Linked DNA regions of Mus musculus: region 2 is linked to region 1. A link is a loop called in an ENCODE intact Hi-C map of the cell type or tissue named here. Cell type or tissue: heart. All regions are shown on one strand. Each heading gives the region's core, and the rest is flanking DNA. Links, peaks and the distances in the headings are about the cores only. Region 1 holds the start of Platr6 (a long non-coding RNA gene). Region 2 has its middle 13 kb from the start of Gm5420.

The links. A loop is a pair of places that touch in the nucleus more often than their neighbours do. Peaks named below come from ENCODE experiments on the same cell type or tissue, not always from the same donor. Only the 100,000 strongest peaks of a DNase experiment are listed, where the experiment ranks them.
Region 2: it touches region 1 in a loop (10-fold over the local background); 3 of 42 quality-filtered maps call a loop at or near these places.

What each region holds. Positions count from the first base shown.
Region 1 is chr10:21,853,132-21,861,470 of GRCm38, forward strand. It overlaps Platr6 (a long non-coding RNA gene), which reads right to left and starts at 5,107. Exons shown (of 5, transcript XR_001779731.1): 1 at 4,963-5,107. In heart, for the core only: a CTCF peak has its summit at 4,680; a DNase peak (open chromatin) is centred at 4,690.
Region 2 is chr10:21,674,107-21,682,445 of GRCm38, forward strand. No RefSeq gene overlaps it. Among named protein-coding and RNA genes, the nearest start is that of Gm5420, 13 kb to the right of the region's middle. In heart, for the core only: a CTCF peak has its summit at 4,811; a DNase peak (open chromatin) is centred at 5,085; H3K27ac peaks cover 1,069 bases.

The sequences.
Region 1 (8,339 bases), core at 205-8,204:
ATGGAGAAATATTGGCTTTACAGCCAGCCAGAAAAAGTACATGCAATTTAAACATGCTTCCAACTTGTCCACTCAGTGTGTCCTAAAAATGCAGCCACCCTTCAGAGAATTCTGGACTCATCCGAAGTGAGGTCACCGTGCTGGCACTTAAGGAACAGGTTTGTCCACTACGTATCAAAGAAAGGGCCTCAGGAGGGCACGAGCTGGGTCCACAGGACCCTAGCATGGTTCCAGTGGCTCTTATAACACCACTAGTAGGAGTTATTTTTACAGGAGGGTGCCTCTAGCCAAACACATGCTCCTAGCTTTCACTTTAAAAGAAACATGCCAGACTCTGAGCTTATCCTTTAATTGCCTTATACGTAATAGAAAAGATTTTCTGCGTAAGCAGCAAGCCAGAACACAACTCAGAAGCCAAGTGTTCCTTTGAAAGTTCACTGGGAGGTGGGGCCTGAAGCCTCTCAGAGAAGACACAAGGTGGAGAGAGATCGTTTCTCGCTCAGGTGCACAGAAAGGTGTGCTGTCCGCCTTTCGTTGACAAAGGATTCTGGGTGTTCTCGGAGAAAGAGGTTATGTAGAGGGGCAGCCTCTAGCAAGACTGAGTCACCGTTCATACAACTTTATGGTGTTGGCAGCCCGCCCCGCTCCAGCTCACAGTTTTTGTTTTCTTGGTATGATAATTAGTTGTTGGCACTATGGATGTATCTCCTGAGCGAAGAGAAAAGAAAAATATGGGCACCTGTTATTTCTAGAATGAGTAGTGTTCTGTGCATGGTATTGAGGTAAGCAAGGGTCTGCTCAGAGTCCAAGAGTTGGCCGGTGCAGGGCCCTGCAGCTCAGAGCTCTCTACTGTCTTCCTGCTATGTTTATACCAGTAACAAAACCCTAAGAGACTACAAGATGGTTCTGGAGCCCTACAACGCCTTCGTATTGGTCTGCCTGTTGGTCTTCTAGACCACAGAATCCAACAACCACAGAATCCAACAACCACACTCCTCTATATTTGTCAGGTTTGTTGGCTGGCTTTGCTTTTCACTACGTTACGTGGGCCAGCTTTAAATTTAGGTCCTTTTGCTTTGGCAAAGCCAGCTGGTATGGTATGGTACAAGAGCTCAGACTTGGACCCAAAACTGTGCAGCAGATATTTCTGTGCCTGACCCCTGACTTTGGCTACTTTGGTGCAGGACCTGCCTTCCAAATACCTGCATCTCCACATCTGCCATCCCTTCCTTTATTTTCTCTGTGCCTGATGCTCATGTTATGCTATTCACAGTTAACATACCAGAAGCACCACAAATGGAACATCCATCTCATGTGGCCTTCAGCCCGACCCTGACAGGAGTTGGAGGCTCCAGTTTCTAGGCCCTGTGTGTGGTAATCCTGAGACCTGCTAGGCCAGCGGTTCTCAACCTGCTTGCAGTGTGTCAGGTATTTACATTATGATTCATATTTGTATCAAAACTACAGTTATGAAGGAGCAACAAAAATAATTTTATGGTTGGGAGGTAACCCCAACATGAGGGACTAATTAAAGGGTCATGGCATTGGGAAGGTTGAGAACCGCTGTGCTAGACATTTCCCCTTACCGTTGTTACCCACCTCATTAACACACCTTTTACTAATGTCTCTTTTCCCTCCTTCCTTTCCCACTTCCTATCTGATATTTCCTGGACTTATTCCCAGACACTTATGCCCTGTGACTTGGTCTGATTTTGATACCTAAGAAAGTACAAAGTGCCCATCAGTTTATAGCCAAAATATGTGTGTGTGTGTGTGTGTATGTGTGCACGCGTGAGTGCACATGTTCATATCTGTGTGCACATCCCACATATGAGCACATGCCAAGGTGACTGTGGAAGCCAGAGGACGGCATGTGGGTGTCAACTCTTTCCTTCCACCATGTGATCAAACTCAAATCCTCAGGCTTAGCAGCTCATGTTTTCACCCGCTGACCCATCTTGCTGACCCTAGCCAACGCAATTTTCTAAGAAACTCATAGTACCTCTCAGCTGGGGGCTGTTCTCAAAAGTACAAGAAGGATTTTAGAACCTCCTGTGGTTATAACCATCTACAGAGCTGCCTCACTATCAGCCAAAGGCATCCTCGGGCCAGCCTGCATCCTTCCATCCTCTGCTCTCACTTCCTGGCTCGCTCCACCCCGCAGTGTTCTTCAATGGTGTTGAACCCCTACGACAAGCCACTTACTTTGGGCTCTTACTCATGTTAGCCCTCTGCCTGGAACGTTCCCCTTCCTTCTGTGGTTTGTTGGTGGTGTATGAATTCTCCCACGTTCAGCTGGAATATCCCTTCCTGTAGAGAGGCCTTACTTAACTCCCAGCCAAGGGTTATGATCTGATTATTTGCAGTGGAGAATAATGCCAGTCATGACTCTTGGCACCTCTTATTGTAACTCCCTGTTACGTACATGAGCCCACCTCACTCTTAGTTCCCAGTTGTAATCTTCCGTTTTCTGAGAGCAGGAACTCAGTCTACTTTCCTCTCTGCTATAACCCCAAGAGCGAGGCTAGGGCCTCCCATCAGGAATATTTAATAAAGAAGTTATCAACTGAAACGCATGCTTAATTTCCTGAGCACCGAGTCAGTGAATAAGAGAATCTTGGGATAAATTTTAGACAAAGTTTCCCAAGATAGGTTCTGCAAGATAAAGACACCCTTCCACGTCTCCTTGAAACCTTGGAAGAAGAATGTCAAAGATGGGGCCTTCCTGTAGCTAAGAAGAGCTTTGTATTCTCTCGCTCATGTTGGGGAGACATCACTATTAACCTGAAAAATACCCAAACCGGACAGTACTGCATTAAAATAATCCAGTCCTGTACTTAAACAATAAAAGGTTGAAATGTGGAAAAGAACAAAAAAGATTCATAATCAAATAAATGTTAATAACTGTCAAAAAGAGAACTGGGCACATAGCCCAAATTAGCTTCTGTGAGGCTCAGGGGTTGATCCTTGGTCTGGGAGAGAGAAAGGGAAAGGAACTTGGAAAAGTTAGCAGCCCACATTGCTCATGTGTGAGGTCTGAGTGTGGATGGCAGCCACATACCATCAGCAGCACCATTTTTAACGGGTAGCGCCTCGTCCCATAGGCCTCTACCTTCTATGCCCCCTGGGCTCTACCTTGACAACACCTGGGACCAGCAGAGATGGTGCTGTGTTTGAGGGACAACTTTCAACTTTCACCAGCTTTAGAAAGGAATCTAAGTTTCTTAGCAAGGTGGAGCCATCTCTTGAGCTCACTTTGACCCACCTCTCCTTCCGTATTTCACCTCCTATATTTTTCCTTCCTTCTTTCTTTCCTTCTTTCTTTCCTTCCTTCCTTCTTCCTTCCTTCCTTCCTTTCTTTCTTTCTTTCTTTCTTTCTTTCTTTCTTTCTTTCTTTCTTTCTTTCTTTCTTTCTTTCTTTCTTTCTTTCTTTCTTTCTTTTTTCTCTTCTCCAACAGGATCTCATGCAGTTCATACCGGCCACAGACTTGCCATGTAGCCCTTGCTGGCCTCGAACAGCCAATCTCCCTCCTCCCACCTCTGCAGGGCTCATGTGAGGCATGTGTATACACTGGGGCTCAGACCCAGAGCCTTGTACACACCAGGCAACCCTTGGTATACACCCACAGGCCCTCTCACCTGTTCCTTTCCTCTTTGCTCAGAGACACAATGCTCTTCCACATGTCAATCAACAGGTACTCCTGTTTGCCCGGTCCCAGAACTCCCCAACCCGCCCATCAATTCGGCTCGCCAACTTTCACTTATCCATGGAGGCTCAGCCCAGCCCAGCCCAGCCCAGCCCAGCCCAGCCTAGCCTCCTTCCCATGCTCAGCCTGGATTCCTCTCTGCCCTCACTGTCTCTGCTCTTCCCTTCAGTATATTTATAGTTTGATTTTGTTGTTGTTTGAAATGGGTTTCACTATGGAGCCCAGGCTGGCCTTGGGATGACTTATGTGAGCCATGATAGCTGGCTAACATTTATTCTTTGAGAGCATTTGTTTGCTGCCTTCTACCAGCCTGACCTGGAATCACTTCAGGGATACTCTGAGGACAAGCCAGACCCCTTCACAAGCATCTATGCCCACTTCAGGATGAGCATGGTGCTTTGGCTAGTCAACAAGTCTTTGCTCAAATATACTAAAGATTGTAATCATCTTTTGAGGAACCTATCCTCTGCTTGAATACTAGAAGGCACCTTTTAAACAGCCTGTCGATAACGGGTTTCCTATCAAATTCTAACTTTAAAAAATGATTTTGCCATACATCATTTGCCTTTCAGTGCAGTCAATAAATTCACACAGTTTGGGGGTGGGGTGGGGAAAGAAGTATCCCAGTGTCTCCTTTTCAGGGCTATTACCACAGACAACCCTCCTGATAGCACACACCTGAGCATCTGGCTACTAGCCAGAAAGGAAAGCATTGCAGGCCTTGTATGCATCTTTTGCTCCCAGAGTTCTCAACCATTTCCCCATCTAAGTATCAGGCCTGACCCCCCTTAGCTTCTGATATCAAACAAGAACTTTTTCCTAAGGCTGAATAGGTACAGTACTTTGTGAGGATTCATGCAATCTGCAGTCAGGCACTGGAATTTGTTTCTGAGGGAGGAGGCATCCAAGAAGTCCTCTCGTGCTCCGCCCTGGCGCCTGCCCTGAGCGCACAGAGGCCAGCACGTCTGCACCCAGCCAGGAAAGGGCAGGGCAGGCACCACCAGCTTGGGACAGCGGCAGGATGCTCAGCCCCTTCCAGGCTCCGCTGCAGTCCCCAGGGACCAGAAGCTCTGACACCACTGAGCTTGTCCCGGGCCTTTGGCACAGTGTGAGGCCTGTTGGTTCTGGACATAGCCTTGCATAAACCCGGCACACTGCCCACAGCCTGTGCACTATAACTTTAGTGCTTGCTCTGGGACAACACGCTGCACAGCTATGAAGTATCAACTTTTCTTACCCTGTGCAGAGTGCCTACCTGCAATCTGTTTGAAATAATGCCTCCAATCTGGTGTGCAGCTCAATGGTGTGGACGTTTCTTTTGAGTTTAACATTACTGTTTCCATCTTGATTGGAGCAGTTTTCATTGGCAGGAAGCTCTCCGGAGACCAGGCCCAGTGAATTCCCCTGTCAATCACAGAGGGAGAGGAGAGGTAGATAGGGATCCAAGGCCCTTCTATTCCTGCCCCCACCTCCCACCCCCCACCCCCGCTCCACTGCCTGCTTTACATGAGGTAAATAATTGCCTGCCTGGGACTCTTTGGTGGTGTGGTTGCCTATGGGTTTGCTAAGGGAATCATCAGTGGAATAGCTTTCCATAAGTCTGTGCTGGGGGTGGGACTCTGCAGTGATGTAACTGCTGCCTTTAGCTACCCTATGTTTCTGCAAGTAAACCCAGTAGTTTCATCGGTTTGCCAAGATGGACTTGGGTCCATCAGTATCCTCCCTACCTGGGTTTTTCAGGAAAAAAAAAAAATGCCAAGACAAGCTGTATTGAACCTTCGACTCAAGGCTTGAGTGGCTCATAAACCATGATAAGAGCTCACTCGGCTTGCAGCTTGTCCGGTAGAAAGCGTCCTTGGCATGCGTAAGACCCTGCATTCAGTCCCTAACACCCCATAAAAGCAGGAGAGTTAATGCTTGCACTCGGGAAGCAGGAAAAGGGCCAAAAGGTCAAGGTCATCCTTGGCTAGTAGATGAAATCTCAAAGTAAACAAAGCAAACCATGACAATGATGACAGCTTTTAATGGTTTTCACATAGACCAACTCCATTAGCCCTACCAAGGGCTTTAAAAGAAGAAGCTGCCCTCCTCTGACTGATGAGGAAATAGAGATAAAGAGGGTCTGGGATGGGAAGGTTTATGCTGGCCTACGGTTTGAATCTGTCCAGGACACACAGAAACACACAGAGAGGGCTTCTAGGAAAAAAGGGTGCTGGTGAAAACAGAATTCCTGCGGAGCCCACTATGAGACTTACCCAAGTTTTAAACATACTAGTCACGGTGACTGCTAATTTAACTAAAAGATAAGGATTAGTTTGCAAAGGGGGACAGGGGAGATGGCGGGGTACTATAAACTTGGATTAGAGTCAGGGTGACAGTTTTTCTCTTTGGTGTGCTTTGCTTTCCTTGAAGTACAGACTAAAATGATAGTTTTAACTCTTCGAATAAAAAGGATTCAGACAGTTTCCTAATGGTACCAGGAATATGGCCCCAGGTGAAGACTCCCTGTTTCTACTTTTGTTTATTCCTCTTCCTATCCCTCCTCACACCAAACCTTTGCTATGTAGCCCAGGCTGGCCCAGACATCACAATCGTCCAGACCCAGCCTTCTCAGGGCTGGCAAAAGTGAGTTCGGTACATAATCTTAAGTGAAGAGTATACTTAGGTCCATCTTGTATCACTGGCTGTCCTAATTCCGGCTTTTACCTCCTATAAATCAGCTCAGCGCCTTTGCTCTGCCGTTCTGACCCCCAGCTAGTTAAGTGATGCTTCCATTGCCCTCTTCCTTCACAGCCACCTCTGCAGAGAAGCCTTCTCTGACCATCCCCTTGAAGTGAGGGTTCCCTCCATCTGCCCCGCTCCGCCCCTACTCCCACCCCACTCCCTTACCCTCTGCCATCAACTGTATTTCATATCTACTTATAGGAAAGTTCTGTGTCTTTCCACTAATATATAAATGTGAAGACAGACTTTTGTCTTTGATCTAACTGCTAAAATACCTACCCTCGAACAGCTTGTCAAAGTGTGAGTGGTTGTGATGGTAACAACCTGGAACATAATTAATGCAGTGATTGTCAACTTGACAGAATCTAGAATCACCTTGGAGACAAAGATCCCGGCATGTCAGTGAGGGATTTTTCTGGTTAACCTAGATTTTCTAGGGTAACCGAGGTGGGACGAGAAAGCAAGCTGAAGGCCCAGCAGCCATCCCTCTCTGCTTCCTGACTACAGACGTGAGCAGCCACCTTAGGCTCTTGGTGTCAAGGCTTCTCTCCTCTGAAGAACACTATCCCTGCGTTATAAGCTAAATTAAACACTGCCTTATTTGAGTTTCTTTTGTCAGGTGGTTGATGCTAACAACCTGGAAAGTAACCAATCCAATGGCCACTCATAAACATGCCTTGGAAAGGGGATTGGATAGATAGATGAATGATCACTATTGCCAAAACTCCAAGTTGGGTGGAATCTGATACAGACAATAGGTGTTCAAGAGTAAACAAGATGAGGGCTGGTTTCTTATTTCCCTATCTGTTTTTTGACAGCTGTTAAACTGTCCCCTGTGTAGGCCACCACCACCGTTTCGGTCTTAGACTGCTCAGTTGAACATATCAACGCTTTTTCGTGTGTCCAGGATGATTCTATAATCCTTTGGAGCAATCTAAAAGAAGAGAATTTTCTAGCTTGGTTGGAAGGGATGAAAATGGCAGTAGAATCTGTGTCTATGTTGACTCTTAAGACTTTCTACGGAGGCCAACAAAGTATCTGCCCTTGATGGTAGAGTTTTGTCAACTGTCAGCAGTATGTCTGTCAAATGTCCTTCTTATACATTTAAAAACCAGTATCAGGGGTGGAAAGTTGGCTCAGAAATTAAGAATATTAGCTGATCTCCAAAGTCTGATTCTCAGCATCCACATGATAGTTCAGGATCTTCAATCTTAGGGAATCTGATGCTGTCTTCTGACCATACAAACACCAGGCATACACATGGTGCACAGACATATATGCCGGCAAGAACCTCATATACACAAAATAATAAAATGCACAGAGTGTTTTAATCACTTTTTCGATGGCTCTGAAGAGACACCATGATCAAAGGCAACCTATAGAAGAAAGCATTTAACTGGGAGCTTGCTTAGAGTTCAGAGGGTGAGTCCATGACCACCATGGCGGGGAACATCAAGCAGACAGACAAGGCATTGAAACAGTAGCTGAGGACTGATAGCTGATCCACAGTCATGGGTGGAGAGATAGAGAGAGAATGCACTAAGTGCATATGGCATGGGCTATTGAAACCACAAAGCCTATCCCCTGAGACATGCCTCCTCCAACATAGCCACACCTCCTAATCCTTCCCAAACAACTCCACGGATTGTGAGCAAAGCATTCAAATATACAAGCTTTGTGGGGAGAGGGTGTGTATGTGTGGGTCCTCATTCAAACCACCACATAAATCTAAAAGTAATTTTAAAAAAATCTAATATCAATGGAGCTTGGCTTGGTGGCTCATGCCTGAAATCACAGCTCTTTGTGGAGACTGTGGCAGGAAAATAGCAACATTGCCATGAGCCCACAGTGAGTTCTGTGCAAGCTTGGCCATAGGGTCTCTGAAAATACCTACAAACAAACAAATGC
Region 2 (8,339 bases), core at 259-8,258, 180 kb before region 1:
ATAATAGCTCACATGGTCAAGGATTTGATTGCATGATGATTCTAAGTCTCAGCAAGTTGATAATCAAGATGAACCATGATAATGGAGGATGGCCTGAAACTGCCAAGAGGCAATACATTTTTATGAATAAGGACCTGCTTTAGATATGAGCAAGCGGTAATAACACAGTAAGATGAACAGGGAATGGACTCTGTTGTATGTTGTTTCTCTGCATTAGCCAACAGTACATGCTAGAATCACAGCCTGAAGGAGTGATTAGGTGTGCTACAGTTAACTTCCCTTTTACTCTTCCTGACACACAGATAACAGTGTTTGTGGGTGTTGTTGGTAGGGTGCTGTTGGTGAGGTGTTATGGATAGGATGTTGGGGTGGGGTGTTGTAGGTGGAGTGTTGTTGGCAGGGTATTGTAGGTGGAGTATTGGTAGTAGGGTGCTATGGGTAGGGCATTTTTGGTGGGATGTTATGGGTGGGGTGTTGGTGGTGGCATATTGTAGGTAGAGTGTTGTTAGTAGGGTGTTGGTGGTGGGGGTTGATGGTGGGGTGTTGGTGGTGGAGTGTTGTGGATGGGATGTTATAGGTAGGGTGTTGGTGTTGGGGTAGTGTAGGTGGAGTGTTGCTAGTAGGGTGCTGGTGGTGGGGTGTTGGTGGTAGAGTATAGGTGTAGTGAAAAGTCAAATTAAAACATCTATGTTGGACTCCAGCATTCACATCATTTTAATCAGAACAAAATGCGTATATGAGGACAAAAAGGAAATTGTTTTTATGATCCTGAATGGGAGTAAAGTATTTTTTGTTCCTTTGATGTCGCATTTAAAGCAGACATTGAATAATGTAAAGATGAATGCTGAGATTCATGCTAATAATTTCAATTTCTTCAATTTTCAAAAACATTATAATTACAAATGAAAGCACTGACAAACCAAGAGAGTGACTCAGAAAGAAAAATAAATGCTTTATTTGTTAGTTCCCAAAGTAGCACATTCCTTTCCACTGTTTGCATACTGGGCTCTGCATGTTCACTTTGTTTACAGCCCTAACTGGTCCTGAGCTGTCTGCTCCCTGACCTTGCTATGCCATGAGTGAGTGAGTGAGTGAGTGAGTGAGTGAGTGAGTGAGGTTCAAGAAGAATGAAGAGGAAGTGAGACACGGAGGGGTGATTCAAGTCTCTTCTCTCTGACGGTCCACCCAGGCTCCTCTTTATTATTTAATTAGTAGCAATGATTAAATAATTTCTGATTTTTAAAAATTACAGCGATATAGGTAATTTCTGTTAGATTTTTCACCAGAGAGATGTCCCCATACTCGTTCTTGCTTCTGGTTTCTGTAAGTATACACTGCTCTTTGTTAAGCAGAAGTCTCCTTGCGACTGTAACTTTCTACAGAGCAAGTTCAAGGGGCGGTGTTCATGTGTGTCCCTTCAAAATTATGTCCTCTTCCAACCTTCCATTTTTCACCTCTTAACTTGAGATCACTAGAAACATTTTACATGTTTCCTGAGGGTTTTGAATCCCTCCCTCTCTTTTCTCTTGTGTCTTGAATTCTTTCTCTGTTATTCTAGGGACATATAATTGCAGTCAGGACCGAGCAAGGCCTCTGCAGGTGCCCTGTGGTTTGTACTTTCAGGAAGGAAGAATTGAATTCATTACAAAGACTCTTCAGATTCTCCTAAGTGTCCACATACACCTGCCAAGAACTCAATGACACTCTACCTCTCTCCTCCGACTTGCAGGGTAGCGATGGCGTCGTCTTACGTCATCCTGACGTCATCTTACGTCGTCATGACACCATCTTACGTTTTTTGATCAGAGCCGAAGCTCTGCCCTGCTTGTCTTTTCTGTCTCTTTGATTCCTCGCCTTACACTGTCAAGTTCCCCTGGTCTTGGTATCAGAAAGTGATGGAGACCAATCTGGTCCCTTGCATCTGTGTTCCCATGGACGTTTATTATTTCAGGACTGTCTTCACTGTGGGGCCGTAGGTACACGCTGTGTCCCTCTGATCTTCCTCATCATCAACTTCATGGCCAGAGGTTGTCTGTCACCCTCAGCTAAGCATTTGTGTTTCAGGCCCATTCACCTCTCCTCGTGTTCATTTCTCTGCACAGAATCATCTTCGGAAAGCCTTTCCTGTTCGCCCATAAGTCAGGGGCCCATGCTGTAGGCATAGAAATCCTACTGAAAGCCTGCCAGTGTCTTCAGGCCACACTTTCGTGTTATCCTTGAGGACGAGGGTGTAACTGTTCGCTACAAGTAGTTAACACAGCTGTCACTCAACACATACCTTTTTGGGCTGAATTAAAATAAAATGAATTATGTTCTCTAAGAGTATAAACGGTCTGCCTTCCAGACATTTAGGTGGAACACACACACACACACACACACAGGCACAGAGGGAAGGAGGAAGGCAGAGAGAGGGGGAGACAGGGAGAGAGAAAGGAGTTACAATCAGGAATGAGAAATTTAAGTCAAAGGCAGGTCACCAGGAAGGACTGCTCTATCTAGGTTTGGGTAATCCTTTCACAGAGAATCTTCTACAAAGATTCAACAAAATTTTCCCAGAATTCAAGTGTTCTGTTAGTAACTCAGAAGAAAATTAGCCATTTCAAGAGACGCTTGGGTTCGTTTCATAAATTTTAGCTAGAACTCTGACTTCTTAGTACTTCTTTATTTCCTTCTTGGAAAGTTAACTACCTGGGTTGTAGTTTCTGTCACTGTCCTGCGTCAGTCCTAAGAGTGACGTTTGTTCTTTTGGGTTAGAACAAGTACACTGGATTCTAAGAAATATCTTCCAGGCTTTTCGAGTGTCACTGTCTGGTTCTAGATCAGGCCAGTACCCTTTGCATGAAGCACAAAGGGCTTAAGCCTCTGGTGTGGACGAACCCCAGCCCCCACACTCAGTGTTGAGATTGTTCATTGGACACTTAGGAGAATCTGAAGAGTCTTCTGTTTTAGTTTCAGACTCACTCTATAGACTTGGCTGCCCTTGAACTCACAGAGATCCTCCTGCCTCTGCCTTTCAAGTGCTGGGATTAATTGTGTGCACCACCATTTCTGGCCTGTCCACCTGTTTTAGATAGTAGACTGCTTGTTTGCTTGTTTGTCTTTGTCAACTGATGTAAGGTCAGGCCATAAGGATGAAGGAGCCTCAATTGAGAAAATGCTCCCATTACAGTGGCCTGTGGGCAAGTCTGTAGGATGTTTTCTTGATTGAACTATTGATGAAGGTAGACTCAACCCACTGTGAGCATGCCATATCAGGACAAGGAGTCCTGGGGTTTCTAAGAAAGCAAGCTGAGCAAGCCATGGGGACAGTTGAGCCAGTGGCTCTCCTGCCTGCGTGTCCTCCTGCGTGTCCTCAGCTTCCGTGCCTGACTCCAGGTTCCTCTCTTGAGTTCCTGCCCTGACTTTCCTTCGCGGCACACTGTAAGCTCTGAAATAAAGTTCCTGCCCAACTTACTTTTAGCAATAATAGAAGTCAAATTAGAACAGGCAGCCCATCTGAAAACATGGCCTGGATTAGGATCCTGGACTAGGGTTCTGATACTTGAGTTTTTTCCCGAGTTCTGCTAACAGCTCTAATTTGGGGTTCAATTAACCCTCTAACCTTGATTTCTCTACCAACCCCTTCTACTCCTGAAAGTGACAATGGTTACTGCACTTCCCCATTTAATTTGAGATCTGAGGGGGAAAAATGAGAGTGGGATAGGTAGAGAGATGACTCAGAGGTTAAAGGCACTTTAGCTGCTCTTCCAGAGAAACGGGCTTTGATTTCTAGCACCTTCGTAGCAGCCCACAGTCACTTTTGACCTCAGTTCCGGGGGATCCAGTGCCCTCTTTTGGCATCTACAGGCCTTTCACCCACATGGTGCACAGACACAGATATAGACAAAAATGCTCATGTGCGAACAATAAAAAATATGTTTGGCTTCTCTCTTCTTCCGTCATCTTGCACCCTGCCCCTGATTCGGCTTCTTGCGGTGTCTTCTCACAAGACTTTCAAAATCAAGTGATTCCTGGCCAAGAAACGAAAGCAACATTGTCCTGTTTCTCAATGGATTTGATGAAAACTGGTAACAAAATCAGATACAATTCCAAGAGAGGGCAGTGGGAGAGAAGGCAGCCGGGTCCATAAGGATTCACACAACGGCAAGACTGAGGGTTTATACTGAGTTGTGCTCATCGGGCAGTCCTACCAGATGGAGCTCAACATTTTTAACCTGGAGACTTGCTCATGTCTAAATTAGGGGTGTGGTTTGTCCAGTAATAAAATGTAGAACCTTTCAAAAATTATTTTTAAAGTATATATGCATGCAGAGTTAAAAGGTGCCCTGGATGTGGAAGACAGTGTTTATTCTGTCCACACGGGACATGAGCTGCTCCTCTCGCCTTGCGTTACAAGCTGGATGGCTCAGGTGACTTTGGCCAGACAGGAAGGAAACAGACGATGAAGAAAGAGGATTAAGCAAGAAGAATAGAAGTAGCAAATAGCGTTACCCATTTTCCTGTGTGCTAACTTGGAACAGTTCTTAATAAAAGAGAATCACTTTGTACCCAGAATGGTTTTCCTCCAGCATGAGAGAGGGTGGTTGAATCCTGAGGCCCGAATGAAGCAGCATCTCATGTATGTTTGACACTGGTCAGTTCCCTCTTCCAGTGGTAGCCCCTCAGTGGCTCACAGGGTCCATCCTGCTTTGACAAAGTTCTAGAAAGCAAATCCTAAGGACACTATTCAGTTCTGCCACTGTGCCCAGTGGCATTGTGCCCAAGGTTGCAGCTTGAGCAATGAATGATTTCCTGCTCCTAAGGTCACGCAGCAAGCTGTACAGCCCCAGGAGTCACCAGAGAGGCGTCGTCTTCCCCTGGTCCATCCCTGAGCCACAGTGTTGAAGGACTCAATTGTTTAGTTTATTTTCTTTTTATTGCACCTTCTAGGCACCAGACTCACTGGAGACATCCTGACACATAATGCCTTATCCAGCACAATGAGATGCCCTTTACCTAGTCTTATGAAGGTACTGCCTTCCCTCCAGAACAAACAACGGAAATGCATCAGGAGGGCTCAGCTGCAGACAGAATGCACCTCGAAGCAGGAGCCACTTGGGGATTCCTCGGATGAAAGCAGATTTCAATGAACATTGTGTTTCAAAGCTTGCTTCCTCTCACCCTGCAAGGACCACAGAAGGAACATCCCACTTGCGGCTGCTGACACAAAGGAATGCTGGGACTGGGAGATTTTATCCGACCTTCCTGTGCCGCAGTAACAGAGCTCCGGTTGTGTCTTATAAGAATGGCTCATTGTTTCTTGGGGACTACTGGCTCCTTTGGGTGGGATCTGATGGCATCTCTGGAGTTGGAGGTGGTAGGTGGTACCGGGAGACCAGCCAGCTACAGGCCCCACCTTGTCGGCTCCCTGGAAGCCACTTGGCATGGCTTTCCAGTGGTGGATGCTACATCACTTAAAATTTAAACACGATCTGTTTGCTTACTAGTGTCTTCAGCTATACAAGCCAGGGAAATAGAAGTGATATCCAGGGTAAATTTGTTGGCAGAAAGTGTTTTGTTTTGTTTTTTTTCTACCGCCCCTCCAGCTGTTTGATTATTGACAAAACTGAGAAGCCTCAGAAAGTGTTTTGAAAATAGAAATGTAAGGATTGAAATCCGTATCTGGAGGGTTTAGATGCCTATTTGTGAGTATTTTTAGCTTGCATGACATAACCTCAAAAATGCATATTTGTCCAGTGAGGATGAACTCCCAGTTTTAAACCACCACAATTATAATGAAGAATATAAATTGATAACATTGGGCTAGTTAAAGTGGGCCAATCTTAGATACCGTCTCCTTTTTCTCAGAAAGTTTTTGGTTGTCTATCAGTAAAGAAACCATGATGGTTACGTGGCTGGCTACGTGGAGGACAGGATTTATTCTCTTCCTTTTCTTCTCCCTGTTCCTCGAGGCCTGCCGACACTTGTGATACATGAGAATCCTAGCATTGTCAGTAACAGCACATGGTAAGGAGTAAGGGTAACAACCATGACTTCTCCACAAAAGGAAAGGTCACTTGTCTGCCTGTAACTTTGTCCAGGTTTACAGGATAACAATATCACCAAACACCTTCTTTGTTCTGAACATCCTTACTGAAATTTCCACATATTGACATTAGCTATGAATATATTTATCTCCCCTTAGTGAGCTATGGGCAATTCAAGAAGGAGAATCCTATTTCCATTCATCTTTCTATTTCCAGTGTCTAGAAAATATCATATCCCTAATGATTGGCTGGGTGGTTGGATGCCTGTGCTATAGCATCTAACATAGTAACCAGTGGGGATTCATGTATCTAGTGACTGGGTGGGTGGTTGAATGTCTGTGTTATATCGTCTAACATAGTAACCAGAAGGAATTTGACTCAGGCTCTCTATGTCCTCCTTGGCATAACTGCACATGTAAATCAGTGATGCTTGTATTGGTCTACCCTTAGATGCACAGAATCCAGAGATTTTTCAATATCACATTGTTTTGCTCCTTTGGTTACAGCTGAGATGAGGTACAATGAGAATCGCATATATAGTCACGTATCTAGGAAATATGCCACAGCTCTCTGTTAAAACTCTAGATCTTTGATTGGCAATCAAATGCTCCTTGCATTATGTTGCCTTCTTTGATTCTCCTTGTTGGAGACCCTGAGGAACAGGGCACCCTGAGGAACAATCTCTCTACTGGCTGATCTGGGCAGTGGGCGATCAATCCAGGCCAGAGAGAAACCAGTGAAAAGACAGGCTTGGGGCTTCAGCATTCACATGCTCGTGCTGTAAAGAAAACTAACAAGAATGCTATTCAGGCTGGAGCCATTCAGTGTCTCCCTCAGATATCCCACTCAGAACTTACTGGCTGAAGGCTGGGTTGCCTAGGTAACCTCTGGAGACAGCCATGCCTAGCTCTACTCCACTGGCGAGGGTTTCTGTTTGATGTGGAAAAATCAGGTCTTCAGAAGCCTTATCCAGAGAAGCATATTCCTGTCTACTTACCAGTGAGGCTGATCTAACGATTGCATCTCCAGATCTTCCTGCTACAAGGAAATGTTCCAAACATATCCCTTCTGATAACCTGGTTGCTTCTTAGAAATCAGTTTACATCAACATTTGAGTTGTACAACCTAAGTAAATACTGTTTATACTATATTGATCAAACTTCAATAAAGCTTTGCTCTATAAAGACTGTATGTCAAGGCTGAAGAGATTGCTTAGTGGGTAAGAACACTAGCAGCTCTTCCAGAGAACCCAGCACCTATATGGTTGCTTACAACTATGTTATTCTAGTCCCAGGGAATCCAATTCCCTCTTCTGGCTCCTGAAGATCTCAAACATAAAATTACTATGCATGCATATATGAATGACAATAATAATTAAAAGTAATGAATTTAGGAAGGAATAAGGTAAAGAGAGTTGAAGGGAAAGAATGTGGTAAGGGTTAGAGGGAAGAAGGAAGGGAAGAAATGATGTAAAAATATATAATTTTAAAATTAAAAATGATCATGTTTAAATAAAGGAAGCAAAAAATGGTAAATATATGTACATGCATTGTATATGTATATGTATGTGTATGTGTATGTGTATGTGTATGTGTATGTGTATGTGTATGTGTATATGTATATAAGTGTGTGTGTGTGTGTGTGTGTGTGTGTGTGTGTGTGTGTATGCATGCCTATCATGTAGGGCCAGGAATTTAACCTTCCAAAATTATGGGGTATAGTGAACCACCTCTGTGAGGCTATTATCTTCACATATGATGTTGGAAATTAAAGTCTATGAGCATATTTTATGTAAAAGAAAAATGAATATAAAGAAGGAAAGATGGACTGGACATCAGATACAGTTGGAACTCATAAAGGCAAACAATTTTTTTTGTCATTTCTTCTTAATGATTTTTATATTGACTATATGGTGTTCTATAGGAGAAGGACCCTACACACACACACACACACACACACACACACACACACACCACACACACACACACACACACTCAGACCTGGCTGGAGAGTTCTATAAGCTTACAGAGGACCATCCAGAGGATGGTAGGTTGTTGCAGGCCTATCTGCTACCTCATGCAAGAAATGGCCAAGCAGTGAAAGGGCAGCATTCAGAGCTCTAAAATAACTGCAGCTTGCTTCTGCCTCCAGCTCTTGCCCAAGATTCACACTTGTGGCCCCACCTACCCAAAATACAAAGGAAAGGGAGTCCTAGGAGACAGAATTCAGCCTAGTCATGTCTGCTCACTAAACAGCCGTACCTTCCAGTCTGAACTCTCCTACCCCTCCTGTGTCACATTCAGTTTCCACGTT